4 separate regions of the Homo sapiens genome follow, and all the other regions are linked to region 1. A link is an interaction called in ENCODE POLR2A ChIA-PET data of the cell type or tissue named here. Cell type or tissue: CD4-positive, alpha-beta T cell. All regions are shown on one strand. Each heading gives the region's core, and the rest is flanking DNA. Links, peaks and the distances in the headings are about the cores only. Region 1 overlaps LOC105376626 (a long non-coding RNA gene). Region 2 overlaps CD44 (CD44 molecule (IN blood group)). Region 3 overlaps CD44 (CD44 molecule (IN blood group)). Region 4 overlaps CD44 (CD44 molecule (IN blood group)).

Region 1 (7,483 bases), core at 1,676-5,675:
TGGGCAGATCTTCCCCTGTGGCTTTGCAGGGTACACCTTCCCTCCCAGCTGCTTTCACAGACTGGCATTGAGTGTCTGTGGCTTTTCCAGGCTCACGGTGCAAGCTGTCAGTGGATGTACCATTCTGGGGTCTGGAGGACAGTGTCCCTCTTCTACAGCTCCATGAGGCAGTGCCCCAGTAGGCTCTGTGTGGGGGTGCCACCCCACATTTCCCTTCTTCACTGCCCTAGCAGAGGCTCTCCATGAGGGCCCCACCCCTGCAGCAAACTTTTGCCTGGGCATCCAGGCATTTCCATACATCCTCTGAAATCTAGGCAGAGGTTCCCAAAGCTCAGTTCTTCACTTCTGTGCACCCACAGGCTCAACACCATGGGTAAGCTGTCAAGGCTTGGGGGTTCCACTCTCTGAAGCCACAGCCCAAGCTCTATGTTGCCCCTTTTAGCCATGGCTGCAGCAGCTGGGTCACAAGGGAACCAAGTCCCTAGGCTGCACACAGCACAGAGAACCTGGGTCCAGGCTACAAAACCACTTTTTCCTCCTGGCCTCCAGGCCTGTGATGAGAAGGGCTGCCGGGAAGGTCTCTGACATGGCCTGGAGACATTTCCCCATGGCGGTAGGGATAAACATTAGGCTCCTTGCTACTTATGCCAATTTCTGCAGCCAACTTGAATTTCTCCTCAAAAATAGGATTTTTTTTTCTACTGCATCATCAGGTTGCAAATTTTCTGAACTTTTATGCTCTGTTTACCTTTTAAAATGGAATGCTTTTAATAGCACCCAAGTCACCTTTTGAATGCTTTGCTGCTTAAAACTTTCTTCTATCAGATACTCTAAATAATTCCTCTCAAGTTCAAAGTTCCACAAATCTCTAGGGCAGGGCAAAGTGTCGCCAGTCTCTTTTTTAAAACACAATGAGTCATCTTTGCTCCAGTTCCCGACAAGTTCCTCGTCTTCATCTGAGACCATCTCAGCCTGGACTTTATTGTTCATATCACTATCAGCACTTTTGTCAAAGCCATTCAACAAGTCTCTAGGAGGTTCCAAACTTCCCCACATTTTCCTGTCTTCTTCTGAGTCCTCCAAACTGTTCCAACCTTTACCTGTTACCCAGTTCCAAAGCTGTCTCCACATTTTTGGGTATCTTTTCAGCAACTCCCCACTCGACTGGTCCCAATTTACTGTATTCATTCGTTTTCCTGCTGCTGATAAAGACATACCTGAGACTGGGAAGAAAAAGATGTTTAATTGGACTTACAGTTCCACGTGGCTGGGGAGGCCTCAGAATCATGGCGGGAGGTAAAAGGCACTTCTTATATGGTGGCAGCAAGAGAAAATGAAGAAGAAGCAAAAGTGAAAACCCCTGATAAACCCATCAGATCTCATGAGACTTATTCACTATCATGAGAATAGCATGGAAAGACTGGCCCCCATGATTCAATTTTCTCCCCCTGGGTCCCTCCTACAACACATGGGAATTCTGAGAAATGCAATTCAAGTTGAGATTTTGGTGGGGACACAGCCAAACCATATCACCAAGCAAGGCCAATTGACTTTCTCCAGAAAAGAGAATCCCTGAGTAAAGTGACATGAGGAACCACTAGCTAATGAATAGTTTATGAATGTCTCCAACGTAGGTTTCTAATTTCCTGTCCCATATGCAGCCAGATTCTTTAGCTTTTTATTTGATTCTGTGAGATATCCTGTAGTCTTCTAATATGTATGTGTGTATGGTACAAATATGTGTATGTGTGTTTTAATTTTCTTTTTTAAAATTAGCTAAAGTTGGTTTCTTTTGCTTGGAATAAAAAAGAATTTATCTAAAATGAGAGTCCCAACATATTTCACTGCCTATGCAAATCTATGCCTAGCTCTGAACCAGAGTTCTCCTCCTCACTAAATATTTTCAACTTAGGGGTAAATGGTCCCTCCTTCTTAAACAGGAAGTGTGTAATGCTGAACTTTATAAAAGCATTGGTGCTTTTTTTTCCTTCCTTTTTCTATGAATGCAAGCTTCTTACCACTTCCTAACCAGCAGCAGCCTCAGAGGAGTCCCCCACCACAGACAGAAGAGGGAGCAAGGTCCTCCCCATCACCTGAGTCTCACATGGTTCTAGGACCCCATGGTTCTTGAGCTGGAAACCAGACCCCAGTATCGACCTCTCAGAGACTGACAACCCCTGACAGAGGTGCCTCAGACTCCATGATAGAAATATTGGATGTCAAAAGCAATGCTCTCAACAGCACAAGGTTCTGTCAAAGACAGTGCAATGAGAGCCAGCTTCCCCCACCCCTAATAAAACAGGGCCTCCTCAATCCCAGTCACACACAGAGACAGCCTCAACATACATGCCAAAAGGATGGACAATGATACTCGATCACCACCACTGCCATTGCTGCTGTTACTTTGTATGAGATGAGCAGAGCACTCCAGTCTGAATGTTTGGGTGCCCCCACATTCATATGTTGAAAGCTAATTACCAAGGTGATAGGTAGGAGCTAATTACCAAGGAAAGGAGAGGAGGTGATGGTTAGGAGGTGGGGCCTTTTGGGAGGTAATTAGGTCACGAAGGTGGAGCCCTTATGAATAAATTAGTGCCCTTGTAAGAGGCCTTGAGAATTGCCTTGCCCCTTCCATCCTGTGAGGACACAGTGAGAAGGTGTCATCTATGACAAACTGGACCCTCAGCAGAAAAAAAATCTACCCACACCTTGATCTTGAACTTCACAGCCTCCAGAACTGTGAGAAAGAAATTTCTGTTGCTTACAAGCCACCCAATCTATGGTGTTTTGTTATAGTAGCCCGAATGGTCTAAGACAATGGACAATATCTCATATCTACAATAGTATAAATATATTTTCAAGCATCTTTTACTTCACTTATGTATTTATATATCATAATCCAGTAAGGCAGGAAGGGCCAACAACATTAGTCCTATTTTATGGATTTGGAAAATGAAGTACATGCCAGTACTATCATGTTAGATCTTGCGTTACTACTGACAATGACGATGATAGTCATAGATGTCAAATTATCAGATCCTCTCTCCAGAAATCTTTTAATTTACTCATTATTTTTAAGAGATATAGTCTTGCTCTTTTGTCCAAGCTGCAGTGCAGTGGCACAATCATAGCTCACTACAGCCTCAAACTCCTGGGTTCAAACTCCTCCTGTCTCAGCCTCCCAAGTAGGTAGGACTACAAGCTTGCACCACCAGACCCGGTGATTTTTTTCTTTTTTGTAGAACAAAGGTCTTGCTATGTTGCCTATGCTTATCTTGAACTCCTGACCTCAAGGGATCCTCCTGCCTTGGCCTCCCAAAGTGCTGGGATTAAAGGCATGAGCCTCCTGGCCCTGAAATATCTTGAAAGCACAGCAAGAACAATAAGAGTTCATATTTATTGCACGTCTCCTATGTGCTTTGAATGTATTGAAGTAGATGCAATTGTCCTTATTTGAAAGTTAAAGAAACTGAGGTTCAGAAAGATTAAGTATATTGCCTACGACCACATCATTAGTAAGTGATTGAACCAGGATGTGAATCCATGCAGTCTGACTCCAAAGTCATGCACTAGACTAATAAGTGACACCTCTGTTAGCCCATTTTTTAAAGAAAACTCCATTAGAATATGTCAACAAGACCCTTAGATCTTGTTCTTATAACATTTATAGCACTTTTTAGTCTGAGAGTAAACATCATACCTGCTGAGGACAGAAGTGGCTCTTCACTAATATTTTCAGCTCAGAGTGAAAAGGTGGGAGAACTCAAAGAGAAGAGTGTTTAAGTCCATCCCATAGTCCTAGATGGCTTAAAGGACTTGGGTAAACACTCAGCTGTGAAACATTAACAAAGCTCCCAGCCTTGGTGGGTTGCTTCACCTGGGTATGCCAGGCCAACAGAAGTATCTGTAGTAGCCTGGAAAATATCAAGGATCTAATAAATCAACTGATGCTGAAAACAAGCTTGACTTCCTTCCGCAATGTGTATCTCTGCCATCGCAGTCTTCACAGCACGGCAGACACTAAAATGTGACAGGAAACCCAATCGTCTAGCCTAGCGAGTTATTTTCAAAGCGTTGCTAGGGTGATGGGGAGGGAAGGCACATCACAGACAGACAGAAAAATCAAAGGTTTGATAAAACTTGGTGTCATTCAAGTGATATCCACAGACATTTGAAAGGTGCTCTGCTCACATGGACAACGTGGAGGAAATTCAAGGACGATGGTCATGACAGCCTCCATCCTCTTTCAGCACCTTCTTCCCTTGGAAAGTCCTCTCTCTGACATTCACGGCCTCAACCACCATCCATCTCCAGTGCTGTTCCCCCACCCCGGAAGTGCCTCCCATATAATTCTGTCCCGCTTCACTAAATCCCTGGACTGCTTTTTTTTTTTTTTTTTTTTAATTAGAAAAGGAATTTTAAAATTCATTTTTCCCCACAGCTGTTTAGTCCTTCAAAATATTAGTTACTAAATCAAAACTGATGAAATAATTTATGATTTATATGCTATTGGGTGATAATGACTTAATAAATTAATACTGTCAGAGAACTTTTGAAATTTACCCTAACAATAACTAATGGAATTTTCTAGCTCCCTGGGAGGGTGGTACGGTGGAGATGTTTAGTGCTTCCTCTCATCCCATTCTCCTCTCTTTTTGGAAAGGGTCATGTGCCTGTGGTCTGTGTGTCACATGTAGACCAAGGCATTTAATTGCCAGTGAGTGACCCTCCAGTATGCTCCCTCTCTGCTATGACAATGGTGAAGTTTTTTTGTTGAAATGAAGGTGTTGTTAGGTTAAAGCAGCCTGCATCACTGAGCCACCATGTGGAGGCAAGTATCTTAGAGAATCATTCCAGGCTACAATGGACTTTGGATGAAACAGTAATAAAATTCCTTTATGTTAACCCACCAACATTTTTTGGTCATTTTTTATAGCAACATAATCTAGCATATTCTGACAGATAAAGCTAGTAATTTTTGATCACTTCAAATCACAATCCACAGTTTGATTCTGATAAAAGACAAAATTACTAAAAATTACTTAATTAACCAATCAAGATCTACATAACTAGATTTGTTGTGTAGATCTTAATTGGCTTTAATTTGCCATTCTAAAATTGGGCAGCATGTCAGACCAAAAATGCTCTGCCTCACCACATGTGCAGGTTGTATTTCTCTCCAGAGAAAAGGCAGTGACATACAAAAAAATGGAAGTGAGGTACAGAGGCAGACTGATTGGTTACAGCTTGTGTCTGTCTTATTTGAACCTAGTTTGAACAGTTGGCAGCCATGATTGGCTAAAGCTCAGCTGCTGTAATTGGCTGAGAACAGTTTGGCAGCTGTGATTGGCTGAAGTTCAGCTGCTGTAACTGGCTGAGACTCAGCTATATGTTACAAAGGCAAATTCCTAAATTAGGTTTTCAATTTGTTTACATACTAAATTAGGTTGTAGTTCATTACGTAAGACTTGGAGAAGGCTTCTTAAGCCCAAATTTAGTTTAACAGTTCCTGTCTACTGTTAGGAGAAACGTGCTCTGCTTATTAGCTGTGTGGCTTTGGACGAGTTATTATACTCCCCAGAATGAGTCTATGTCTTCCTCTGTAGGTAGCTGGTCCTTTTCAGCTATAAGATTCCACTTAACTGGCAATCCAAAATTACATGGTATCTGCTCCCTAAAAATAACTATTGTATGCAAAGACCAAGCAATTTGTCCCCAAACAAGCAGAGATGTTTAACCCAAGCCAAATACTTTTTACCTGTCATCTCTCTGAACAGGAGGGTCAGGATCCCAGGTTGCCAGTAAAAAAAGCACATGTTTTAAAAGGTCTGAGATTGAACTAAGAGGCCACACGACATCTCATTATCCTCTAGAATTGGTCATTCTGCGCCTCTGAGTTATCAAGATTTATCAAATTAGAGCTGTTCAATTTGGGAATCAGGTAGCCTTTCTCAAAGTTTGTTTTTTGTCTTTGGGGAAAGTATCCGTTAATGTATGAAGACAAGAGGGTCACATGTGAAACAATGGTTCACAGCCCTTTTAACATATCTCTTCAAAGCAAAAGCTTTTCTTGGATGTATGTGTGGTGTGTGTGTGTGTGTGTGTGCGCTTGCCTGTGCACACGTGTGTCTGGTACTATTAGCACCCACTGATCTAAAAATGCAGTATTAGAAAAACTATTTTAGTGAATTGTTATTTATATATTTGAAAAATAGCACACATATTATTCAATATATTTAGACATATTATGTATTCAGGCTACAGGCAATGTTGGGCATGTGTGTATATTTGCAGATCTCTTGCAGTAACTCTGAGACTTCCCAGAGGCTATTCATAGCCACAGGCTGGGAATAGTATACTTCAGGAGTCTAGGAGCATACTGCAACCTATATTTGGTTGTCACTTCCTTTCCCTCATCCCCAGCCTCTTGTTCTCAGGGAAGCAGACGCTAAGGCAGAATTACGAGTGCATAAGGCTTTGGGGGGAGTAGCAATTATGAAAGGAATTGGGAGGAAATAGGATTGGGCATGGGAGAGCCATGCGATCATGATACAGTCTTTATTAGACTAACCTGCCTAATTACCTTTTGGAGCCAAGTTCCCACCGGACAGAAATAGTCAAGCCCTCCCTTCATGTCCCTGCTCAGTCATGGGGCCATTCTGAACAGAGTATGAGATGGGCTCAAAAATTGCTAATAGGTACACTGTCTGCTGACTACCCTCTTAGTAGCTGCACAGTGAGACCTTTCTTGAAGAGAAGTGATATATCTCCATCTGCCATACCCAACATTTCCCCCTAATGCTATAAGGTAATTTTGCCCCTTAAGGTTATTCATGAAGACAACATAACTTTACAAATGATAGTGTAATGTGCTTTTGGGAAACAGGCCATCTCTAAACCAGCAAAATAAGAAATAAAATCATAGCCAAACATGAGCCTAATTGCATTGGCCAGTGGGCAAAGTGCTCCTAGGATATGGGATTGCATTTAGTTTAAGCAGACTCTCCTTCTGCAGAGGGAGCTATCTGAAATCAGAAATAAGATCAGAAAAATGTTTGCTGCAGGGATCTGGTTATACTGTGCAATGCACATGGTCATGAGTATTGACTGTTCACTGCAGGGAAGTAAACTGTGCAAGAAAAATGAAGCAATAAGGGAAAACAGGAAATGGCATGGGGAAAACAGGTTCTTTTAGGAAGAGGAATCCATTCCAAGTGTCAGACCCAAGCAGCTACAATCCTTTCTCTTAGCCTGGGCTGCGACGGTGAACAGGTGTTTAGCATGTGCCATGAAGAACAGCTAGAATGAATACAGCTAGTGAGAAATTCTATAAGATTTAATTGAAGAAAGGGGAGGGGGGATGTGTTGTTAGTCCAATTTCAATCACTGAACCAGCCACTCTCCAAGGATGCATCTTTCAGTAGTTTCCACAGTGGTTTCCAAACAGGAGTTTACACTGACCACAGACAGCAGAGGAGACAGC
Region 2 (7,483 bases), core at 2,157-6,156, 120 kb before region 1:
AAACAGAGAACTCTGTGATTCAGGATCCACTTTGATTCAAGAAGCTAATACTAAATGGCTGATTGCATCTCTCAAACAAGCCTTTCTGGCTGGAAATAAACCAAGAATGTTTTCCGTTGAGCCCTCTGGTCTCCAATAAATCTCCTGCATCATGTAATGAATAAAATGTCCCAAGTGCCTCCCTCTGAGCGATAAATGAGCTCAACTGAAAACACTGACTGTTTGAGGCCACTTTTGGATTTGGAGAGGAGACTTCCCGTGGTAGAAATGCCACCAGGCCTTTAGCACGCTCATTACTATAGGGCTGTGGGCAGCACAGAGGGGTCATGGAGACCAGTGTCCCAGTGTCTAGGAACCTTATCTCCCTACCCACATGGGAAGAGGTCTGCTAGGGAGCTGTCAGGAAGGCGAGAAAAAGGAGCTCTGAAAGAAGGTTTTTTTGTCCTATAAAGCTGGTCTGTAGTGCCAAACTTTTATGAAGGTCAGTAGTTCAACCTAGTTAGGACCTCCTCAAACCTGGTTCAATTCCTGACCCTGCCACTCACTTTAGGTGACACAGGTTGTTAATTACTTAACCTCTCTGACTCTCCACCTCTTCCTTGATGGGATGACAATGCGAACCTGTCAGGGTTTATGGGACTATTACATGAAATAAGGTATGTCAAACACTTGATATGGTGTTTGACACTTAATAATCAGAGCCAATGAGCATTGCACACTTATTAGGTGCCTTATGTACTTCAGCTAATTTAATTCTCATAAAAATGCTATGAGGTAGGCACTATTGCTAAACCCATTTTAGAGATGAGGAAACTGAGGCACAAAGTGGTGAAGTCCTTTGCCCAATGTCATCCAAGTGGGAAAGTCAGGATTCTAACCTCTATGCTATGTTGCCTCCTATTCAGGCTCCTGGTTACAGGTACTATGCATTCTCTCCTGGATAAACCATCACTGATCCCAAATGCCATTAATCTCATCTATACTGCCCCCTAAGCCTCAGATCAAGGAAAATAGATCTCTGATAAAATTGTCCGAGCACATTTCAAAGCTTTGCCTAGATTGTAGGGCCTGCGAGGAATAATAGCTTCTTGGTCCACCCCAGTTATTTCTGAAGTTGTAGAAAATCACAACATGTGCTGGGAAGAGAGCACTGTGTAATTTTCACCCAAGTTGCCATTATCTACGTCTTCCCAAACTTTCCTGAGAGGTGAGTGGCCTGGTACTAGTATTGGAGCTGGGCTGCAAGGGATTTTCAATATGGAATCCAGGAGCTGGTCAATACATCCATGGACCTGTGAGATTATATGCAAGATTGTGTGTATGGATGTGTGTGTGTGTGTGTGTGTGTGTGTGTTTAGGTAGGGCAACATCTCTGGTTTTCATTGGTTTTCAAAGTCTGTGACACAACCAGGTAAAGAATTACAAGAAATTATTATCTTCAAGGTCTCTAGTAACCAGAAATTCCAGCATTCTGAAATTTTGGAACTTCTCTGTGGGCTTCGTTGACAACAGAAATGGTGTCTCCCTTCTTCACAATTATATTCCCAGTACCTAGTACAGCCTCCCATGGTAGGCAAATGTTGAATGAAATAATGAATTAATAAATGCTCTCTTTCTGCCCCCAACCCCCGACAGGCTGCAGTCTTATAGGGTGCAAAAAGATCACCTATCAGGTTCCTTTCCCACATCATATCTGAGGAATCACCAGCTGGTGTTTGCTGAGAATTCCTTATTGGATACTTAAAATGTCTTTAACCCAGAACTTTGCTTCTGTGAACATTTGCTGTTTTCCCCGAAAGCAAATGTTTCAGAGACCAACTTTTAGTTTTGTAACTGGCTTTGTCTGTCTGAATGTGCAAGCTATCATCTCAGTTACAGGACAGTATGTTCACATACCATCACAGGGCCATTTCTGAGGCCAGATCTCCTAGGGAACATGGCAAACACAGTACATTCCATATGAAGACCACCCAAAGACAACCTACAGTCATACTATGCCCAAAGAGAGGGCACTGTCAGTTCTCCAGACCAGACGTCTCCAGATTCTGCAAAATGAGTTAATTTGTTTTCTAACTTGAGCCACCCAGGTGTGCCTGATCCCTATTTGTCATCTCCTCAGGAGGGATGAGGCAGAATTAGATTTTTGGTTCCAGATTAAGCTATATGTAAGGAGAAGTTGCTTTATCATGAAGATGAGAATAAAGCCAGTTCCTGCTACTCAATGGTGTTCTAATTCCTGCAGCTCCTGGTCCATAACCACAGTGAGCACTCACTGAGTGCCTAGTCTGGGTTCAAGGTATTCAGCACTTTACACCTAATATTTCACTTAATTTTCCTAACAATCCTGTGTGGCAGGCATTTTTATTATCCCCATTTTACACAAGAGGTAACTGATTCATTGAGAAGATGTAAGTAACTTGTGCTAGTCACTGGGGGACCTGGGTTTCAGACTGGGCAATCTGGCTGATCATTTTCCAGTGTTAAATTCCAACTTATGCACAGGTCAGACACTGAAATGACAGGAAGCCCACTTACCCTTCATGTGATTTTTTAATAAAGTGTGGAGAGGTGATCATGAAAAGAGAGCCCTAGAGAGAAGAATTTGAGCTTATTGAATATTATTTTAAGATCAGAAGTCCCTTGATTCTGGACCACAAGATAGGGGCCTTTACCAAGGCCTGGTAAGGCTTCAGTGGAACAAACTTCACTAATGGAATTTTCACTCTCTCTCCAGAGAGGAGATTCTGAAGTCTTGACCTTGACTGGCTTTCCCCAGCAGTGGGCTGACTGCTTCTCTCTGATTCTGCCTGTTGGTCTTCCCATCATACTCTTGGGAATTTAGAAAGCCCAAACCTAGTCGTAGCCCCCAGGCCTCCTGCCCTTTACAGCCTGAATGCTCTCTCTACAATTAGGCAGGGCTCTTAGGAGAGGACTCCAGGACTTGGGGTTGGCCCAGGGTTGGGTCACCAAGGACACAGGCTGTCCTTGTGACATTACGAGATGTCTGCAGCCAAACCCAAAAATCTAGACTGACCAAGCTAAGGCTCCAGGTTGATGTAGCTGGAACATAGCTCTCTGGGTGGACTGCACCCAAAGTGATTGAGCTCCTGGGAGTCAACCACACACAAACCACTTGGGCAGCCAGAAGCACTGGTAAGCTCTCCAAATTTTTTATTTTTACAGTGTTTATCATTAAAAAGCCAGGATTCTATTTCTGTCCTCTGATTTGCTGAGCTCATGTCCAAAACAGATTGCACAACTAATAAATCTTACTGAGCTGGTTCTGATCAGAAGTAGGAAGGGAAAAGGACAAGGTTTTGTTGTTTTAAAGCATTATTGTTAATTGGATTATCTATTTTTAAAGCCAGGAGGCACAATGGGAAGCTTCTAACCAATTTCTCTTGTGACACAGGAGAAAATAAAATCAAGGATAGCCGAGTATGGTCCTCCAGCAAGTTAAAAAACAAAACAAAACAAACAAAAAACAAAAACAAAAACACACACACACACACACAAAACTCAGTGGTTCATAATTGCAGATTTCTGACTCCTACACCAGTGCTGTTGCTACTGATCTATCTTTCATAAGAGGTCTGAGCAAGCTGCTCTCAAAAAAGCCACAACTCACTGTCTTAATAGGACACGAAGAAGTCATTTTCTTCTTCATTTGTTCGAAGGCTTCAAAGCCCAGAAGTTTTCATCTGGGAGTCTTTCTAGCTATTGTGCCCTCTGCTGCCCCCCAGGCCTGCCAGTCTAGAAGGCTGGCACATCACTCGCCCCCATCTCCTGATGCCCATGTGATGGGCTCCTGGTGAAAGGGTGTATTGTTTAGCATCCACTTCTGAATGAGGCCAGAATCACACTTGGTGGCCGAATCGCCTTTGGCTGCCCAGTGCAGACCATGAGTCTTGAGTGACTCAGTCTCTCCCGGAATTGCCCTGGAGGCAGATGAGGGTTTAATGAGCAGAGAAAACAGTCATGCACAATCATACCCAGAGAATTTCCTCCAGAATGTGCCCTGGGTTGCTTTCAACTGAGCTATTCATCACTTGGCACTTAGAAATGCAAGGCACCCCAACGTCTTGGCGCCTGGCTGGACCCCCTGATTTCTCTGCCTTTTTTCCGTGGAGCCTGGAGCCTGTCATGGCAGTCAACGCTGAACCAACATGGAGGGGCCTGTCACATTGGAGAAGAATCCCAAGGGTTCTCCTAGCTGTTACCCTGGCCCTTCAGCCAAGGCCACCAAATGATCAACCCAATGCACAGCCTAGAAAGCTCTTGGGTTGTTTTGAGAGTTTGGAGAACAGTACTGTCCCTGTCTCCTAATGGGATGATGGGGACTTGGAGGTGAGGGTATGGAGAACTGTTTAACCCCCCACTCCTGGTCCTGGATCCAACAGAGTCTTTCTGGCAAAAGAAAGTATATGTCCCAGAACTGTTGCTTCACTGCACCAGAATTCTGTAACACCAAGTAGTCTTTGACGAGTGCGTCTTCAGGCAGAGAAACCACAGTACCCACCCCTGTGTGTTGCCATGGTGATCAGGAAATCCTCTGGCCTCACGATCTTTGTTTTCTGCTTTTTCGGATCTTATTGATTTAGCAGATTGACTAGCACAAACCCAGGATGTGGTAAATGAAATGAAAAAAGCATCTTGGGGCCCAAATAGGGTTTTTCCTCTTGCAAGTAGAAAATAAGGTTGGGCCACTTGGTTTTGTCATTGTATTTTTTTTTCTGGGTAGTTACAATGACTGATACATCACCTAATCAATATACAGTTTCTGCTAATGTCTATAGCTGGCATTTTGTGGAACTGCTTAGCTTTAGTTTGAGGGAAGACTTTCGTAACAGTTGAGGTAGGATGAGAAACTGTTACTCATAGGTAATATCTATATTTCAGGGCTGATTCATGGGTTGCTGACATGCTGAGATAAGCCGGGGGCCCCCATCTGGGAGTGGGATGCACTGGTTCTAGCCTAAACTCTGTTAATTATAAGCTAATTATGTGACCTTGAATAACTCCCTGTAGCTCCCCCAGGCACACCTTGCCTTCCTGCCACCCAAGATGAAATAAAAAGTTATGAAATTTTGGAGCTTGGGGGATAAAAGTGAGAAGGTTGATGTGCATACCTGGGACAGTATTAAAATCTCAAAAAGCTTCTCAGAAACCTCATATGAATTAAGACACATTGGGGCTCCACCCTCAGCAGAACCGAATGGATTAAAGTACATCAGGCTTTGCTATTCTTGCCACGTAGCAGTTTCCTTCACCAATTATAAAGCACTTTCACACCCAAAAGCAGCCTGTGAGGCCCAGAGGGTAGGTACTACAGACCCATTTAAAAGGTGAAGAAACTAATGGACATAAGTTTCACAGACTCAAAGTCTTACGGAGAGTTTGGTAAACCCAGATCTCAACTCAGATTTTCCAGTTCTGCTAATTTTCCCCATTCCCCTCTGGTGCTGCCTTTTCAACTTGGGTTGTCAACAGGCAAATGGGACCAGTGGAAGCATTCAGAGAGAAGATTGATGGTTTTCAGATGTTTCTTTCTCTCCCTGACATGATGTCTTAGGCACAACCACAGTATTTCAAGTGGTTGAAAATCAAGCTGAGCTAATGGGGGCTGGAGTGAGGGTGGAAGGGCAGACCCAGAGACTCAATCTACCAGATGCTCATTCTCTTCCAGCACCCACCCTACCCCATCAATTGTTCTGGCACCCACCACAAAGCCCTAAGAGCCTTGGTGGAAAAGTCTGGAAAATACTGTGGTAGGGGCCAATCAAAGTGACGATGGCCACCACTTAGTAAGTCCTGCAATAAACCAGGGGCTCCAAAGCATTTGGAAACCTAGGAGGGTAAATCATCCCATGCAACGGACATACAAACAGATGCTCAGAGCAATTAGTACAGCTCAAAGGCTGCAGCCCAAATGAAATATATTGTGCAAAAATGCTATCCATGAGCCAGGCTTAGTATTATCATTTTTGTATTCTTCCCTTCATTATTAAGAACACAAATATCTTGCAACTTAAAGTTTTTCATAAAGATTGTCCCTTGCTCACTCTGCAGAGGAGATAGCAAAGTTTGAGTTTCCAATCCTACTCTAAGGAGACTGGGCTGGGTAAATAGTGGACTTGGCCAGATTTATACAATCAAAAACTGCAGTTAAGACTTGTTGTCTTTGAAGATACAGCCATCCAGATGGAGAGAAGCAAAAGGTCACCACCAATTCCACCAGAGCCCAACTTCAACACACAGCCCACGGCATCTCCAAATTTGATTTTCTTTCCTCTTGCCTCTTTTAGCATCTCCTTAAGTGAAAAAGAAAAGATTCTGCAATGTATGGAGCTGCTAATTTGTGTCAGATTGTAGTCTATGTGCCTTAATAGATGCTATACCTTGAGAAGTCAAAAAATCACCCCCATTTCACAGATGCAACAAGTGAGGCTGAGTACAATCCACTCAGCATCCTGCTATGAATGTGGCAAGAGCCAGGAGTCAAACCCCAGGATAACACTTGGTTTCTGACATGAGTTAGCTAAGACTCAGTTTACCAAAGCTGTGCCTCTCTGCTTGGGATATGTGGATTCTCACCCTGGGGCATGAAATGTATGTGAATGGTGGGGTAATGGATGTGGCTGTAACACTAAGGCTCTGGCAGCTTCTACTGCTGAGCCCCCAGCTGGGTTTTCCAGTGATATTAACACTAATAGAGTACCTACTGTGTGCCAGGCTCTGTGCTCGGTACTTCACATGAACTATCTCGTTTCAATCCCACAGTAGTCACATGAGATAAGTACTATTGCGATCATTGAAACTTGATACATATAAGAAAACTGAGGCTGAGAGAGGTGCAAGTTTGCACCAGCAGGGGGTGAGGCAGACAAATCTCTTCTTTCTCAGGGGCCACATGCAAATGTCTCTCTCCTTGCTGCACCTTGACTTTAGGAGGGTACAGACAAGAAGCAGAATCATGCCTCTTCTCAGATAGTTTTAACATCTTGGGTTAGAATTTGCTAATACCATGCACATTTAGCTGGGGGGAGGGAGCTGATTACTACTTTTTCCTCCCAGGAAGTAGCCATGAGACCAAAGAAGACAGGGAGAATTTCATAGAGAAATTGGTCTTGCACTGGGATTTAAGAGGCTTGAGCCTAAACAGGGCTGACCCTGTAGGGACCACAGCAAGAGGAAAAGCTTGATGAATGGACTGGATTTCTGCCTGACTAGTATAGTCCTCTAATTCTCCTATGAAGGATATTTGTTCTTCCCAGGACAGATGCCATCTGGTTCGCATACTCCATAGATTGATGCTTTTTTACCCCTTTCCCCATACCACCACTATGATTCACAGGGTGCACAATGCCAGTCACACTCCAATGGGCACTAACTGCCTTGTAATCCTAGTGGCCTCTTCCCTGTTACTCAAAGAAGCTTATCCGAATGCAAGCAAGTGAGTGTGCATGTTTTTCTAGGAACAACC
Region 3 (7,483 bases), core at 2,082-6,081, 130 kb before region 1:
CTCTGGTTCTTTCAACTGTTGGGTAAGGGATATTTAAGAAGGTCAAAGGCATACCATATACTCTCCAAGGCTTTTTTCCAGCCCTCTCATATAATAAATACCTCTCAGCTAAGACATTTGACTTACACCCCAAAGCTATCATTAGATTCATGTCACTCCCTTATTCAAAACCTGTAATGACTTCCCATCACACTGAGAATGAATCACCCCGTTAGCTGGCCCTTGCTTAGCTCTCTGACTTTATTCCTTGGCATTCTCCCTTCTGAGCACTGATATTCTCAGAACAGTCCAGGAGGCACTTTCCCTGACCACCTTCTCAGAAAATAAAAGCATCCCTAGCACTCATTAGCCTCGTATTTTGCTTTCTTTTTTATAGCACTTTTATCACTTTCAGACTTCATATAGGGCAAGCTTGTCCAACCTGCGGCTCACAGGCCTTGTGTGGTCCAGGATGACTTTGAATGTGGTCCAACACAAACCCGTAAACTTTCTTAAAACATTATGAGATTTTTTTTGTGTGATTTTTGTTTGTGTTTTAGCTTATCAGCTACTCTTAGTTTTAGTGTAATTTATGTGGGGCCCAAGACAATTCTTCTCCCAATGTGACCTAGGGAAGCCAAAAGATTGGACAGTCCTGAATGGTATTTAATATTTATTTGTTTATTGTTTGCCTCCCCAATTTAGCATGTAAGCTCCATGGAGACAGGAATGTTGGCTCTGCTGTACAGATATTCAGTGAGCATTTGTTATGTAAATGGAGGCTACATGAATCCCCACTTAAGCTGAGCTCCAAAGACCAGGCTCCCACAGCCTTTCACGCCAACAGACACCCCCCTGAGAACCAACCTGAAGCATTGAAGCAATATGTGTCATACTGGGAGGTGTTGGATGTGAGGATGTACACCCCTGTGTTGTTTGCTGCACAGATGGAGTTGGGGTGGATCCGGGGAATCACCACGTGCCCTTCTATGAACCCATACCTGTAAGAGAAAAACAACAGGATATTGACCTAAATGGCTAAGATGGGAATTTCATAATATCCCATTCAATGACATTTAATGCCGTGCAACACTTCATTCAGTTCACCCCTAGGGATATCGGAGGTTTCAACAACCGAGTTATTTGAAATCCAAAAATAACAGCATAGAGAGGGAAAGAGATCAACAAGACTGATAGAAACAAAGTGATTTTATTTAGAGACCTATAAAGAGCTTTAAAAAAAAATCATGAAAGGAATAATTAGTTTCAGTTAAAATTTGTGTTCAGCAGTGTTGAGTCTATTTGAACAAACAGAAGGAAGCCTGAGTCACAGAAGAGAGAAGTTTTGATGTAAGATTCATGCTGGCTCTGGAATACCTTCATGTTTTCCAGAAAATACACAAAATGGCCAGCTTCCATAGATAGGAAGGGGTGCTTCTTTATTTCAGTGCACACATTCCAGACCTGCCTCATGTCCCATTCCCCCACTTCTTTCTCAGCCACAACTTTTCCTGTGAGTCCCCTTACTCCATACTCCATTGCCCTAAACATGAAGCCTTGTTTATATGCCAAGTACACAGCACAGCACACTGCCTCCTGAGCATTGCAGGCATAATTCTATTGCCAGTGGGAATAAATTAACCATCATTACAATGGGAGTCATAGCAATTAAGTAAGCAGATAGCAACGGCTCATGTAGCTCAGGAACTTTCCAGAAGTAGCACAGCCAGAGAAATGCATAGCCCCTCTCTCCCCACCAAGGTATCTCTGGGAGTGTGTTACAGCTGGATACGACATACAGATACAACATACACAGCCCAGCCTCTTCTAGCAGCATCCTGGTGGCTAAAAACTTGCTTATTTTTTAATTGTGCTAAAAACACAATTTTTTTTGAATATAAAATGCCTCAAAAAATGAGATGTGGGCTGAGAAAATGCCATGTGCAAGGGAAGCTGTGGTGCAGCAGGAGGGCAGAGAGGAGGAAGCTAAATCCAGCAGGTTTTTCAAAATGCAATTCTGGCTAAAATGCACATTGATGCTTTTCATCTTTCCTGCCAGGGGCAACAGCATGGAGTGCATCACCCTGCACGACCCATGGAAATGTCTGTGAGTCTGAAGTTTCCAAGCACACAGAACTCCTACCTATGTGGCAATTGTAGCTCGCATGACTAATTTCTCATCTGAACAGACAAACTGGTTTCCCCAAAGCCTCCTTAGCTTGGCAGGGGGTGTGGGCACAATTAAATGGTAATAAGTTTTCATATATCTAAGAGTTGCTACCAATCAGGGTGGGGCAGACAAAAGAGAGTAGCTGCTAAGGTTTTATCCTAACCCATGAGACTCTGCCATCTGTCCTGTGGCAGAAAGCTGATTCATAGCTACCTGAGAGAAATTATGGAAATGAGTTTTGCAATACTTAATACCAGTTATGGGTGAAATGATAGATTTCTTTGGCACAGTTTTTCTAAATAATACTTCTTGGTGAACCTACCCACCAACTCACCCCCATCACATCATGTCATCAAGTATGGATAACACCAACATTCTAGAATCTATTGCATTCTCTTTGTAAGCTATTACTGAGTTTTTGCCACCTCATGTTGCCTACCGGTTTTATGGGTCATGCTAACTGTAAATTGGGGATATTAAAGTTTATATGTGTGTATGTGGCATGAGTAAGTTACTGTTCACAAGGAGGAAAGAATATTCAGCAAATCCAGGAAGCATACTTTCCTCCCCTTTTAAGCCCCTGAGGAGGACTTGGTCATTAAAATCCTGTCCTGGGCTGAGGCTAAGCAGAACCAGAATCCTAACTCCTCCATAGGCAGGCTGTGTGTGCAAATTCGCTAAGCCTCGGCTGCTTCATCCATAAAATGAGGTGATAATATTGACCAATACTGCAGTTTGAGGATTAAGTGAGGGGTTTGGCCAGGTGGGCAGTAGGGCTCCCAGCATCTAAGTGCTTGATGATTGGCCAGTGGCAGTTGTAAGAACTCCCCTGGTCCTCAGCACATGGCAGCATATCTATATTTTGCAAGTATGCCTTGTTTGTATTTCACAATCAAAGTTCAGCTTACTAAATTCACTTTCTTAGGCCAGTGGCCTAGTCAGGGCCATAATTAAACAATTAGCCTTGGGAATAGAATAATGGATTTGCTAAATGGCCTTTTTTCATTGCATCCTACAGTGCAAGTTCAGTAGCCACCAGAGCTTTCTCCCTCTCTCTGCTCCTTTCATATTCCCCCAGACCTAGCTCTGAACACATACAGATGTCTATGTACATCTGCTCTTTATTTTAGAGCAGTGCTCCTCAATAGAACTTTCTGCAATGATGGAAATGTTCTCTAACCTGGGTCATCCAGTACAGTAGCCACTGGCCATCGGTGACTAACCGAGCACTTAAAATGTAGTTAGTGCTAGTGAAGAACTAAAGTTTTAATTTTAGTATTTTAATTAGTTTAAGTGTAAGTCACCACATGTGGTTAGTGGCTACCATATCAGACAGGGCAATTTTAGGCAAAAGACTTTCCTTTTCCCTTTCAGCAAGAGTCTCAGCCATCACTCATAATGTGGGTGCATGACTGTACCCAGTGTTGGAGGATAGAAGCACTTAACTTACACTTCATGGTTTCCGTAGAGTTCTGCAGCTTGACTTTTCAAAAGCAGTCTGTGTGCATGTGAGTGTGTGTTGCAGAGAAAGGGGAATCATATTACCTAAAGACACTGCAAAAGCACAGCTACAGGCTGGGGTAGAAACTTCAGAGCAGTTGCAGAGGTTACTCAGTCCTCTTCTAGTGAAAACAAATCGAACCACAACAATTCACTGTGATTGCCACCGTGGCTTGCTCTTCTTGTGCACCGCTTACCGCAAGGCCATTGGAAATTCAAAAAATAAAGTCCTTGCTTGTTGTGATTATCTTGCTTGGAGCCATAGTTTGAGGAAGGCTCTATGCAGCTCTAGAATAACTGGTAGGAGCCCTCTCAGGGCTCCCAAAAATAATATATCTTAATATAATATAGCTTAATAACTTTCATGCCTTTTTATTTACTTTTTCAAACCAGAGAAACATAGAAGAGAAACCAAAAAAAATTTTTTTTAAGAGAGAGTAAGAGAGAGTAGTTTGAAAAGTCTGCTTTGATCCAAGTCTGCAGGGCCAAGACTCTAACAGCCACATATTTATTTCAAACACTGTTATTTGGTTTATGTTTTCTTGTGGTTCTGACAATGATACTGCAGCTTCTTCAAAGCCAGGAGAGCTCTGTGGAAGCAGGTTAGACAAGAGGATTCCAGCCGAGAGGACCCCTAATGGCTTCCTCTGGGTTCCCGCTCTATGATTCACAAAGGTGTCTTTAGCTGACTTTAAACTCCAGTTGTCATACAGGTTGCAGATTGACTTGGCCAAATTAATACGTGGGGTTGACTCCTTAGGCAATAATCCATTCAGCTGTGGGAAAGGAGCCTTCCAGTTCTAAGCCCAGCTGCCTGGTCCCAGGCCGCCAGCTTTCCCCAGTGGTCGGGTGCTGGTCTCTTACCTGCAGGTCTCAAATCCGATGCTCAGAGCTTTCTCCATCTGGGCCATTGTGGGCAAGGTGCTATTGAAAGCCTTGCAGAGGTCAGCGGCCTCCGTCCGAGAGATGCTGTAGCGACCATTTTTCTCCACGTGGAATACACCTGCAAAGCGGCAGGTTATATTCAAATCTATGGGAAGAAATAGAAATGTTAGATTCTTTTGCATAAATAATTTGGAGACAGTAATAAGTTCAGTTTAGGACAGACTCCTTAAAAAGTCAAATAAGGCCGGGCGCGGTGGCTCATGCCTACAATCCCAGCACTTTGGGAGGCCGAGGTGGGTGGATCACCTGAGGTCAGGAGCTCAAGACCAGCCTGGTTAACATGGCGAAACCCCGTCTCTACTAAAAATACAAAAATTAGGCCGGGCGCGGTGGCTCAAGCCTGTAATCCCAGCACTTTGGGAGGCCGAGGCGGGCGGATCACAAGGTCAGGAGATCGAGACCATCCTGGCTAACACGGTGAAACCCCGTCTCTACTAAAAATATAAAAAATTAGCTGGGCGTGGTGGCGGGCGCCTGTAGTCCCAGCTGCTCCGGAGGCTGAGGCAGGAGAATGGCATGAACCTGGGAGGCGGAGCTTACAGTGAGCTGAGATCGCGCCACTGCACTCCAGCCTGGGCGACAGAGCAAGACTCCGTTTCAAAAAAAAAAAAAAAAAAAAATACAAAAATTAGTCAGGTGTGGTGGCACATGCCTGTAGTCCCAGCTACTTGGGAGGCTGAGGCAGAAGAATCACTTGAACCAGGAGGCAGAGGTTACAGTGAGCCGAGATCATGCCACTACACTCCAGCCTGGGTGACAGAGCGAGACTCTATCTCAAAAAAAAAAAAAAAAAAAGAACAAACAAACAAAAAGCCAAATAAACTTCTCTGCTAGCCAGAGCCTTCAAAATTCACTCCAGCATTCCAAAGCACCATGATATTAAGCTCAAATCTGAGAAAAGACATGGTAAAATAATATCACTCTTACATTCTCTCCATTGATTGCTCTGCAACAAAGTTTTTAAAAAGCAAATGATTTAATTTTGATTATTGATGTCATACAAACTTACAGAAAACTTACAAAACACAGGAAAGCAATGAAGGAAAATAAGTCCACCACTACAAAAACTACAGCAAACACTTTTCTATATCTTCTTCCAGTTTGTTTACTGAATACACACATTCACACGTGCACACATGCACACACGTACTTTATGCATATATACATAAAGTATGTATCTATATACACATACACACATACACACAAATATACATACTCACACATATGCTTGCATAATTGAAATGGTACTGAATATACAGTTCTAGATTTAAGAGTCATTTTTCCACTTAATCTTATGTTATGAGCATTTTTTCACAATCAAGTGATCTCTCCCTGGCTTACAACCTCCAAGAGTTTATGTTCATACCCAGTATAAATGTTCTTATTATGGCTAAAACCAACATAATCTGGCTCCTGGCTCCCTCTCTAACCTCAAAGTAGCTTGCTCTGCTCTAAGCACAAAGCTTGTCTTCAATTCTCTCAGACATTCTGAGCTCCTTCCCATCCTAGAATATTTGTATCTGCCTTCCTCTCTGTCTGGAATGTTCCATCCTCAAATGGTCACATAGGTGGTTCATTTTTTTTATCATTCAGAATTTTAACTCCACGTCACCTCACTTTAGAGTGCTTCCCTAAACACCCTTGTCTAACCCCCAGTCTCTCCCTCAACTCATTTGGCTTTTGTGTCTTCACAACAGCCTGGTCATCTATTGATGTGTGTGGTTACTCTCTTTCTCTCCTTCCTGGAATGAAAGCTCTGAGAAAGCAAGGGCCTTTTACTTGCTTGCAGCTGTTATCTCTAATCCCTATAACAGTACCCAATAGAAAGTAGATGCTCAACAAGTATTTGTTATATAAACGAATGACTCATTGAAATTTCCTCAGAAACACACTTTTAATATATTGGCAGACCAAAAGCCTGTCGTTTGCTCTCAGAGTTAATGGCATTGAAAATGAAGCCTAACTGCTATCAGTTGGGTAAAGAATTATTCAATACAAGGACTTTAGTGAGTTTTGTAGACATTAATCTGAAATTCCAATAGAGAGCTAGAAATCATCCTCTTCTACTTGATCCTGTGTAACAATCTCAAAAGACTTCAAAGGCTGTAATTGAAAACTCCTGGGACTATATGACCCCCGGTTTACACTTGAGGAAACTGCATGCAAAGGGTTAAGTCATTGAAACTATCCTGGTGAAGCTTATTCCTCCTGAACACTTCCTCAGGCCTCAATGACTGTCCTTCTCTAAGAAGACATGTTGACATCCTCTTGGGACAATGCCCCAAGTGCCTGGCCAGGCACCACTCCTTGTTGTTAGTTAAGAACCAGGTCTGGAATCAGACAGAACTGGCATTAACCAGCTCCATCTCTTCCTTGCACAGTTCTAGTGGTGGGTAGGAAGATTCCACTTATTTACCAACAAGAAAGTTGAGGCTCAGGGAAGTGAGTTGCCCAAGGAAGTGAGTGAGTACCTCTATCTAGAGCCTATAGTCTCCTTTCTGAATCCCAGTTGCTCTGTTCTGTATTTCTGAGCTGACAGCAATAGGAGAGGGGACCTATTACTGCAGTGTCCCTGGGTACCCAGTACCTTTGAGATTCTGTGTTGCATCATCTTCAGAAACCTGAAAGGTGAGTTTTATGTATGTATGTATTATTTATGGGTGAAGCTCAGAAAAATTAAATGACTCCCCAACGTCACCCAGCTCTTAAGTGGCAGAGCAGGAAATCTATCTCAGACCTGTTTACCACCCAAACCCATGATTTGAACCACTTTACTATGTGCCCAAGGATCCTTTTCTATCATTAGTGCAACTGAAGAAAGGAGAGAGGCACACCTAAACAACTGTTAAATAATGACAAAGAGTCATTATTATTGAATTGTATGGGCAA
Region 4 (7,483 bases), core at 1,956-5,955, 99 kb before region 1:
AGCTGGTTTCCTGCAAGATGGTGCTTAGTTAGCTCTGTTAGATTCTGGTTTTTTGACTGGATACTCAGCAGAGGCAACATCTGTGATTGGCATGTAGTAGCTACTCATTTAAAGTGTGCAAAGACTAGAGCTGGGGGCTTGGGCAGAAATGCCCTTCTAAGCCAAACGCAGGAGACCAGGTGTTGGCTGCATGGAATTGTTCATTTCTCCCTGGCACCTTTTTTTTTTTTGAGACCGAGTTTCGCTCTTGTTGCCCAGGCTGGAGTGCAATGGCGTGATCTTGGCTCACTGCAACCTCTGCCTCCCGGGTTCAAGTGATTCTCCTGCCTCAGCCTCCCAAGTAGCTGAGATTACAGGCATGCACCACCATGCCCGGCTAATTTTTTTGTATTTTTAGTAGAGACGGGGTTTCTCCATGTTGGTCAGGCTGGTCTCGAACTCCCGACCTCAGGTCATCCGCCTGCCTCGGCCTCCCAAAGTGCTGGGATTACAGGTGTGAGCCACCTTTCCCAGCCCTCTCCCTGGCATCTTAATGTGCATAATAGTGAACACTTGCAAAGGGGCTTTACTGTTATCGTGCTACTATCTTGGAAAGGAAGTGGAAAAAGATGCTGCCTAGTTCCACGATTGGTGTGTGGATCCTCCTAGAAGTCACTGCAGACCTGTTAAGTGTAAAGAGATGCACTAAAATTGAAAAAAAAAAAAGTTGGGGGAAGGGGGCTGGAATATGGGATGAGTCCTCATTCCCAGGAAAAGGCCTGCATCCCTTCCTGTGGACTGAGCCAGATGTTCCCAGGGGGCCTTGCCTCCTCCCTTCCTGGGTGGCTTTTTTCTCAGTGAGGGGTACCCAGAGGAAACTCTCTTGCTCCCTGATGGGATGGTCACATGCTGGGCCAAATAGAAGCCTGGTCATCTGGTTTAGGCTAGGGCTGGAGAGAAGGGCTATAGTATACTTCCAGCTTTTGCCAAATTCCTTGTGCCCTGGATATGTACAGCCCTACTCCTGACAGCCTCTTTTCTCAGAGTTTCTCTCCCTCCCTCATCCATTCTAGCCGGTGGAGAGAAGACCCTGGAACCAAGGGCCTGTAAGGTGAGGGCAAATATTTTGCTGCTATTTGATTGGCTCATTTCCCAGTCAAAGTTCTAGCTGATGGAGAAACACTAATCAGCCACCTTTACCTTTCATCCAGGTGACAAATAATGAAGTGATAATGAACAAACAACTCAATTCACATCCCTTTCAGCCCTATCCTATCCTAATGAACAAACAACTCAATTCACATCCCTCTCAGCCCTACCCTATCCTCAACTTTCCATCACATGGAAGAGAGTAGAGCTTCTATTCAGAGATCAGAATGAATGAGTCAACTCAGAATATGCATTGGCAGAAGTTTCCATTACAACTTCCTCCTCCTTCATTTTTGCAATTCTAACCCCTTCCTCTGACATCATGTTTAAAAGCTCAGTGGATGTTATGACCTCACCCACAACTAGATTCCCAAATGAAGTTTTTGAAAACAACTACAGTACTTCCAGGTACAATCGTCTGGATTTCTAGGGTGCCTCGATATCTTAATATACCAAGAGAAGCACTCTAACATAGTGACAAAGAGCATGAACTCTGTAGCCAGATGTGAGTTTGAATCCCAGCGCCATCACTTATCAGCTGCATGGCCTTGGGCAAGCTACTTAAATTCTCTGTGCCTCAGTTTCCTCATATGTAAAAGACAGATAATAACAGCACCACCTTCATGAAGTCAGTGTTTGGATTAAACAAGGCAGTATATAGGAAACAATTAGAATGGCGCTGGTACATGGTCAACACTCTGTAAGTGTTTGCTATTATTACTAATAGTGGTGAGGGTTCTCAGAAACATAGAACTTGTGCAAAGATGCAAACAGAAAAAGCGTAAGAGCTCTCAAAAACAAATGAACTTTCAGGCACTGCGAAGGAGACTTGCAATGCCACAACAGCAGATGCTCAAAATGACTGGTCTATGTGAATAATCTCTTCCCTCAACCCCGGAGTTTTGCAATTAACCTTTACTTTTAAAAGCTGAAGACCTGAAAGTTTCTGGGACCTGAGTTTTGCAAATCACCTCCTTGGTGACTCAGTCCCTCCCCACCCACCTGAGATCTGTCTGCCCACACTTGCACTTCGCAGGGACACTTACCTCAGGAGGACACACCCAGGCAGCCAGTGCAACTCAAACTCGGGGAGATCTGGCTCTGTGAGTTTCCATCGTTCCCCACCCCCACAAGACCCACCCCCTCATTCTGTGTTTGTCTCCCTGTCTCTCAGGTCTAGCTGGGCAGACAATCTTTGGGAAGACAAAACCTGCCCCAGTTATGGGTAATTTCTGACATCACAAGCTCTGTGGAGAGGAGACACCGTTTGCCATTGCCAAAGTGGCTCCCCGTCGGATGTCAGGATTCCCTACGGATTTGCCCCCGAAGAAGCTATGGTAGTATCTGGTCAGATGACAGCTTGATAATTGCCCAAAGAGACCGACAGAGAAGGCAAGAATCTCCCGCATCTCCCATATAGTACTTCTACTTCTCTCCTCTGCCACCACCTTCCAGAAGCAGACATGGGGGTTGGAGGAGTGTGGGCCTCTCACCCAAGGATCTCAACCTCGTATCAGTATCTCCAAAATAACTAGAACCCCAAGGTGGCTGCTGCTGGGGAGTGTTTTTGTTTTGAGGCTTAAATTTGGGGTTGGTGTCCTCATCTCACTGGCTCCCACTCCCTTCTCAGCCCAACTATCTAGTAACCCTGTCTTTAGCCAGATGTCCCCAGCGGTCACAGCAGGCAGCCACCAAAGCCGCAAACAAACAGATGGGTGAGCTCACTGTTTGGGGTAGACCAAACATGAGGCCTGTGGTGGGCAGTCAGCCAGCCAAGTCAGCCCTGTCCTGAGCAACACAGCCATCACCATGGTTCTCACTTACACATAAATGTATTTGCACCTTAGCCCATACTGACAGCATGCTTCCATATATATAGATATCATGACTTTTATATTCTAGACATTCATTGCAGTTCAACAGTTATGGGTCAATATTACTGGGATCTGGGCCCACAAAAATGAATGTGACATGATCCCTGTTATCAGGGGACTCCCCCAGTGCTGCAGAAGACAGGAGAAGATACATTGGAATTTGTTTTGTTGTGGTTATTTTCCCCTTTAAGGGGCATGAAAGTCTTTAGCATTCTTTGGCATCACCAATTCCCACCACACACATAGATCCTTCAGGCATGTACTTATAGGCATACCTGCAATGTGCATATGTCCACATCCAGCAAACAAGAATCAAACATGTGGCTTATCTTGGTACGTCACCCAGTGGGGCAATTGAGCAATGGAGAGGGGAGGAATATGAAATACTTACCTCCAAAGTACACATGTCCTGAATCAAACATTAATTTAATTGACACCATCCTAGTTAAGGAGTTGTAAAGATGTGAATTTCTTTATGCAAAAAGCATTTTTAAAAAGTGTTTGACTTTCAATTACATTAAGTCATGTATTTATTTGTGGAAAAATATATAAACATTTAGTCAAAATATGCACTAGACATCAATTGGTAGAGTGTTTGCATATTTGAGATCCTGACTCTCCCAGAAAATCTGGAACGCACAATGACTGTATCCATGCCTGGCCAGACTCCAGAACCACAAACTTTAGAAAGCACCCCTTCCGGTTTACTCTGGCAAGTTGGGCTTGCCTCGCAAACCCAGTTGGGCAGCTGTGGGGGGTACACTTAAAAAAAATTCAACCTGCTAAGTGAGTGAAAAGTGGGATTCAAATTTAAGGTAGAAGGTATCAACCTACCCTGCCATTCTAAAGAACGCCTACAACCTTCCCATTAAAGCAGGGACACAAAGGAAATTGAGTCATCGGTTTCTTGCTGTGCAAACCCCAGAATTTCTCTCTGAGGCAGAAAAAGATCCCCTTTGAAAACTACACGGTGCCTGGTAGCATCTGCCACCTGCTTCAGCTCATTCTTTCGCAAGAACCACTTCCCTTTCAGGCTCTTCGGTGGAGTGACCTAAAGCGAAGGTGCCGGGGAAGCACAATTGCAGTTACTCTCTTATCCCCAGCCCCAGCCCCAGCCAGGAGGCAGTGCTGAGGAGGCCCAGGTGATCTCCAACCACCTCCTCTCCATCAGGGGACCCCAGCCTTGAAGCATCTGACACTGCAGGTGGATCCGAAACCTCACTTGGGTGGCCACATGTCACCTAGAGCCACACACTGGGTTTCAGTTCAAGACCCATGTCAGCCTCCTACCCAGGGTCGCACAACCTACTAATGAGCATGTGAGGAGTGGGTCTCTGGGTCTGTGCATGTGAAATGCTTGCCTGGTCAGAGTGAGAGCTCCTGTAATGCTGCTTTCCTAATATTCAGGCAGAGGGCATTGCCCTAACTTGTCCTGTAGACAAGCAACCACCTCTCTCTTTATTCCAAGCCTGTAAATCAGAGCATATCTGGGAGGGCAGCTGGACTCTGATAAGGGATGTGATTTATTTTAGTTACAAATAACTTGGTTGGCATCTCTGATATCTGTGGCCAAACCTGGGGAGAGACAGGCCAGGGCAGGGCAGCCAAGAGTCCACAGCCTGCCGGGGATGGAGAGAGAAGCCACCCATGCAAGAGTTCACTTATGCTGGCCACAGGGGACAGGTAGTGTGGGAGAGCCACGTATAGCTTCCAAAGTCCTCCAGACACGTAATGAATTGAAGGAGCATAAGCATTGGAGTCTAACATGGGAGGATGTTAGATAATGCGGAAATCCCAACTCCACCACTGGATCCTGGGGCAAGTCATGCCATCTCCACAAGTCTCGATCTCTTTATCTAGAAAATGGAGTTAAAGAGAGTGCTAGGTGTATTGGGCTGTTGGGAGGCTTAGATAAGATATCCTGTGCTACCCCCGGCTTCACATCTAGTATAGAGTCAGTGCTCACTGAGCAGTATTTCCTAGAGACTCAGGACTTAGGACCCTGCTTTACACAGGACCATATGGTACCACAGCAGAGCATCAGGTTTTTAAAACTTTGGTGCTCCTGACCATCTAGCGATGTTCCAGGAGGTGCTAGAAGCCCCAGGACAATACAGAGAATCATTGTCGAACACCAACATTGCTATATGGTCAAAAATATATATCATTATTATTGTATTAAACTCAAATTGGGTATATTGTAGAGTAATATATAAAACTGTAATGAGTCTGTAAGGTAGTATTTAAGGTGTGAAACAAATGTTGTTACCCCAGTAGACCACACCCTCCCCACCCACTGCAGGGGGTGGGGTTGAGGCTCCCACAGTCCTCATGATAGAGATACATGAGAGAAATGCCCTGCCCTAATATCTTAACAAGTCGCAGAGAGGGGAAGTCACTAGTCCCTCTCTTTCAGATTTTCTAAATGATCCTTAGAGTTCCCATCTCTGAGTCTATGACAATGAGTCAGGAAATAGTTCCTGAATGAATGGAAGGGAATCTGTCATGAACTAAGAATTTCATGCTGTCCAGCATCCCCTCCTTTGTGGGGAAATTTGGGAAAAAACAAATGGAACATTTTCCTACTGGCTGCCAGCCTCCCACACAAGGACTTGTCACCATGCCTTTGCAGCAAGTAGATGTCCAATGTGTAAATGGGGAATACCTGAATTAGTTGATGCTAGCCCCAACAGAGATGAAGCTTTGCCTCTTTGCTCCTTCACATGGGAAAACACAGCTAAAGTTCTAACTCCCAGCAGGGGGCGGAGTCTCTAATGCTCAATTAGAGAGAAGGGAGCAGAAAGGTGTGTGCCAGCCCTAAGACCCAGGGCTCTCAGACGCTCTCCTCTTTCTCAACACCAGGCATGCAATTCCCAAGCAAAGATCCCCTCACCCAGTCTATCATTGTTGGACATTTGGGTTGGTTCCAAGTCTTTGCTATTGTGAATAATGCCACAATAAACATACATGTGCATGTGTCTTTATAGCAGCATGATTTGTAGTCCTTTGGGTATATACCCAGTAATGGGATGGCTGGGTCAAATGGTATTTCTAGTTCTAGATCCCTGAGGAATCGCCACACTGACTTCCACAATGGTTGAACCCTAAAACTTAAAGTATAATAATAATTAAAAAAAAAGATCCCCTCACCCACAGAGACAAGGAGATGCATGTGCATGAAGGACTCATCCCCCCTGGCCTCCACCAAGGGCCACTTTCTTCCTCCTGCACAAGACCCCGAATTCAAGATATCTGTTCCCCAACTCAGAGTTTCTGGGTCCAATGTCACTTAACTACATTTGGCCATTTCTCCACTTTTTGCTTTCCCATACAAAGACTGGACTCCTCCTCAAAGCCTTGCTCCTTTCCAAAGTTTCCTCGTGGTTGTCCAGAGTCCACCACTCCCCAGAATGGGGCAACAAGAGCTCCTTTCCTTCCCCTTTCCTCCTTCTCCCCTTCGCCACCCACACCATGCCCAGCCCCAAGCCCTCTGACAAAGTCATGTCTCCTTTCCAAGTCCCAGTTCCTGCCAAACAACTTTACAAGCACATGAAAGCGAGGGCCGGGGCAGTTATTGCTACTGGCACTTCATTGTACTTCCTCTAAATGATGCTGCGCAAAGGGGCCGTGGAAACACGGGGCAGGAGGGAGACTGCGGGTCTCTGGGAGAACCTCAAGGGTTAGGACAGTGCCAAATATTTGGAAGTGGGGCCTTTTAGAAGGAACGGGGAGACAGGTTGGAAGGAGTCAGGAGTCAGAATGCCCAAAGACAAAGCAGAAGATGGCACTGGTAGGTAACATACAAATAAACTTCCCTAGAGACTATAGGGAAACCACCAGGGCCCTCTTCTTTCAGGCCAGGCCCAGGGCTCTCCCTGATCTCCAGCTTGACTCTTCTCTCCCATCCTGAATGTTTCCACTTTTCAAGGGCTTATTTGAGCTCCAGTCCCTTTTGGAACTTTCCCTAAGGCCTAGAGTCCACCAAAATCCTTCCCTCCCTGAAATCCTTCCAAGTTCGTCCATCTTATACAGTCTAACATATTCTAAGCCTAGGCTTTGGAGCTCAGTGGAGCTGGGTTTCCATCCAGCACTGCTCCTGGCTATGTGAATGCCAGCAAGTCACTTAACGTCTCTAAGCATCAGTTTTCCTCCTGTCAAACAGGCCTGATAACAGGAAGCTTCTTACTAGGCCATTGTGAGGGTAGAATGAGATAACACATGGAAAATATTTAACATAATGCCTGGCACAGTGAAAATATACAGTAAATGGTAGCTAGCACTGTATTCATTTTTTTTTTTTTAACAGAGTCACGCTTTGTCACCCAGGCTGGAGTGCAATGGCATAATCTTGGTTCACTGCAACCTTCACCTCCTAGGTTCAAGCAATTCTCCTGCCTCAGCGTCCCAAGCAGCTGGGACTACAGGTGTGCACCACCACACCCTGCTAATTTTTGTATTTTTTGTAAAGATGGGGTTTCACC

The links. ChIA-PET counts read pairs that join two places held together with the same protein. Peaks named below come from ENCODE experiments on the same cell type or tissue, not always from the same donor. Only the 100,000 strongest peaks of a DNase experiment are listed, where the experiment ranks them.
Region 2: POLR2A ChIA-PET joins it to region 1 with 34 read pairs; 13 of 35 experiments call an interaction of 5 or more read pairs at or near these places.
Region 3: POLR2A ChIA-PET joins it to region 1 with 12 read pairs; 13 of 35 experiments call an interaction of 5 or more read pairs at or near these places.
Region 4: POLR2A ChIA-PET joins it to region 1 with 11 read pairs; 21 of 35 experiments call an interaction of 5 or more read pairs at or near these places.

Annotation. Positions count from the first base shown.
Region 1 is chr11:35,041,975-35,049,457 of GRCh38, reverse strand. The region is part of intron 2 of LOC105376626 (a long non-coding RNA gene); the gene reads left to right. Among named protein-coding and RNA genes, the nearest start is that of CD44-DT, 92 kb to the left of the region's middle. In CD4-positive, alpha-beta T cell, for the core only: no CTCF peak of the experiment used is centred there; DNase peaks (open chromatin) are centred at 2,017, 2,487, 4,057, 5,277 and 1 weaker place; H3K4me3 peaks cover 736 bases; H3K27ac peaks cover 3,150 bases.
Region 2 is chr11:35,163,285-35,170,767 of GRCh38, reverse strand. All of the region lies in intron 1 of CD44 (CD44 molecule (IN blood group)), which reads right to left. Among named protein-coding and RNA genes, the nearest start is that of SNORD164, 4.1 kb to the right of the region's middle. RefSeq lists an enhancer at 4,680-4,739 and a silencer at 5,160-5,209. In CD4-positive, alpha-beta T cell, for the core only: no CTCF peak of the experiment used is centred there; DNase peaks (open chromatin) are centred at 3,887, 4,557 and 5,217; H3K4me3 peaks cover 2,474 bases; H3K27ac peaks cover 4,000 bases.
Region 3 is chr11:35,173,771-35,181,253 of GRCh38, reverse strand. It overlaps CD44 (CD44 molecule (IN blood group)), which reads right to left. Exons shown (of 18, transcript NM_000610.4): 2 at 4,514-4,679; 3 at 847-980. Among named protein-coding and RNA genes, the nearest start is that of SNORD164, 15 kb to the right of the region's middle. In CD4-positive, alpha-beta T cell, for the core only: no CTCF peak of the experiment used is centred there; DNase peaks (open chromatin) are centred at 2,140, 3,743 and 4,258; H3K4me3 peaks cover 616 bases; H3K27ac peaks cover 2,870 bases.
Region 4 is chr11:35,140,839-35,148,321 of GRCh38, reverse strand. All of the region lies in intron 1 of CD44 (CD44 molecule (IN blood group)), which reads right to left. Among named protein-coding and RNA genes, the nearest start is that of CD44, 5.4 kb to the right of the region's middle. RefSeq lists an enhancer at 3,752-3,811 and a silencer at 3,982-4,031. In CD4-positive, alpha-beta T cell, for the core only: no CTCF peak of the experiment used is centred there; DNase peaks (open chromatin) are centred at 2,141, 4,001, 5,321, 5,771 and 1 weaker place; H3K4me3 peaks cover 4,000 bases; H3K27ac peaks cover 3,582 bases.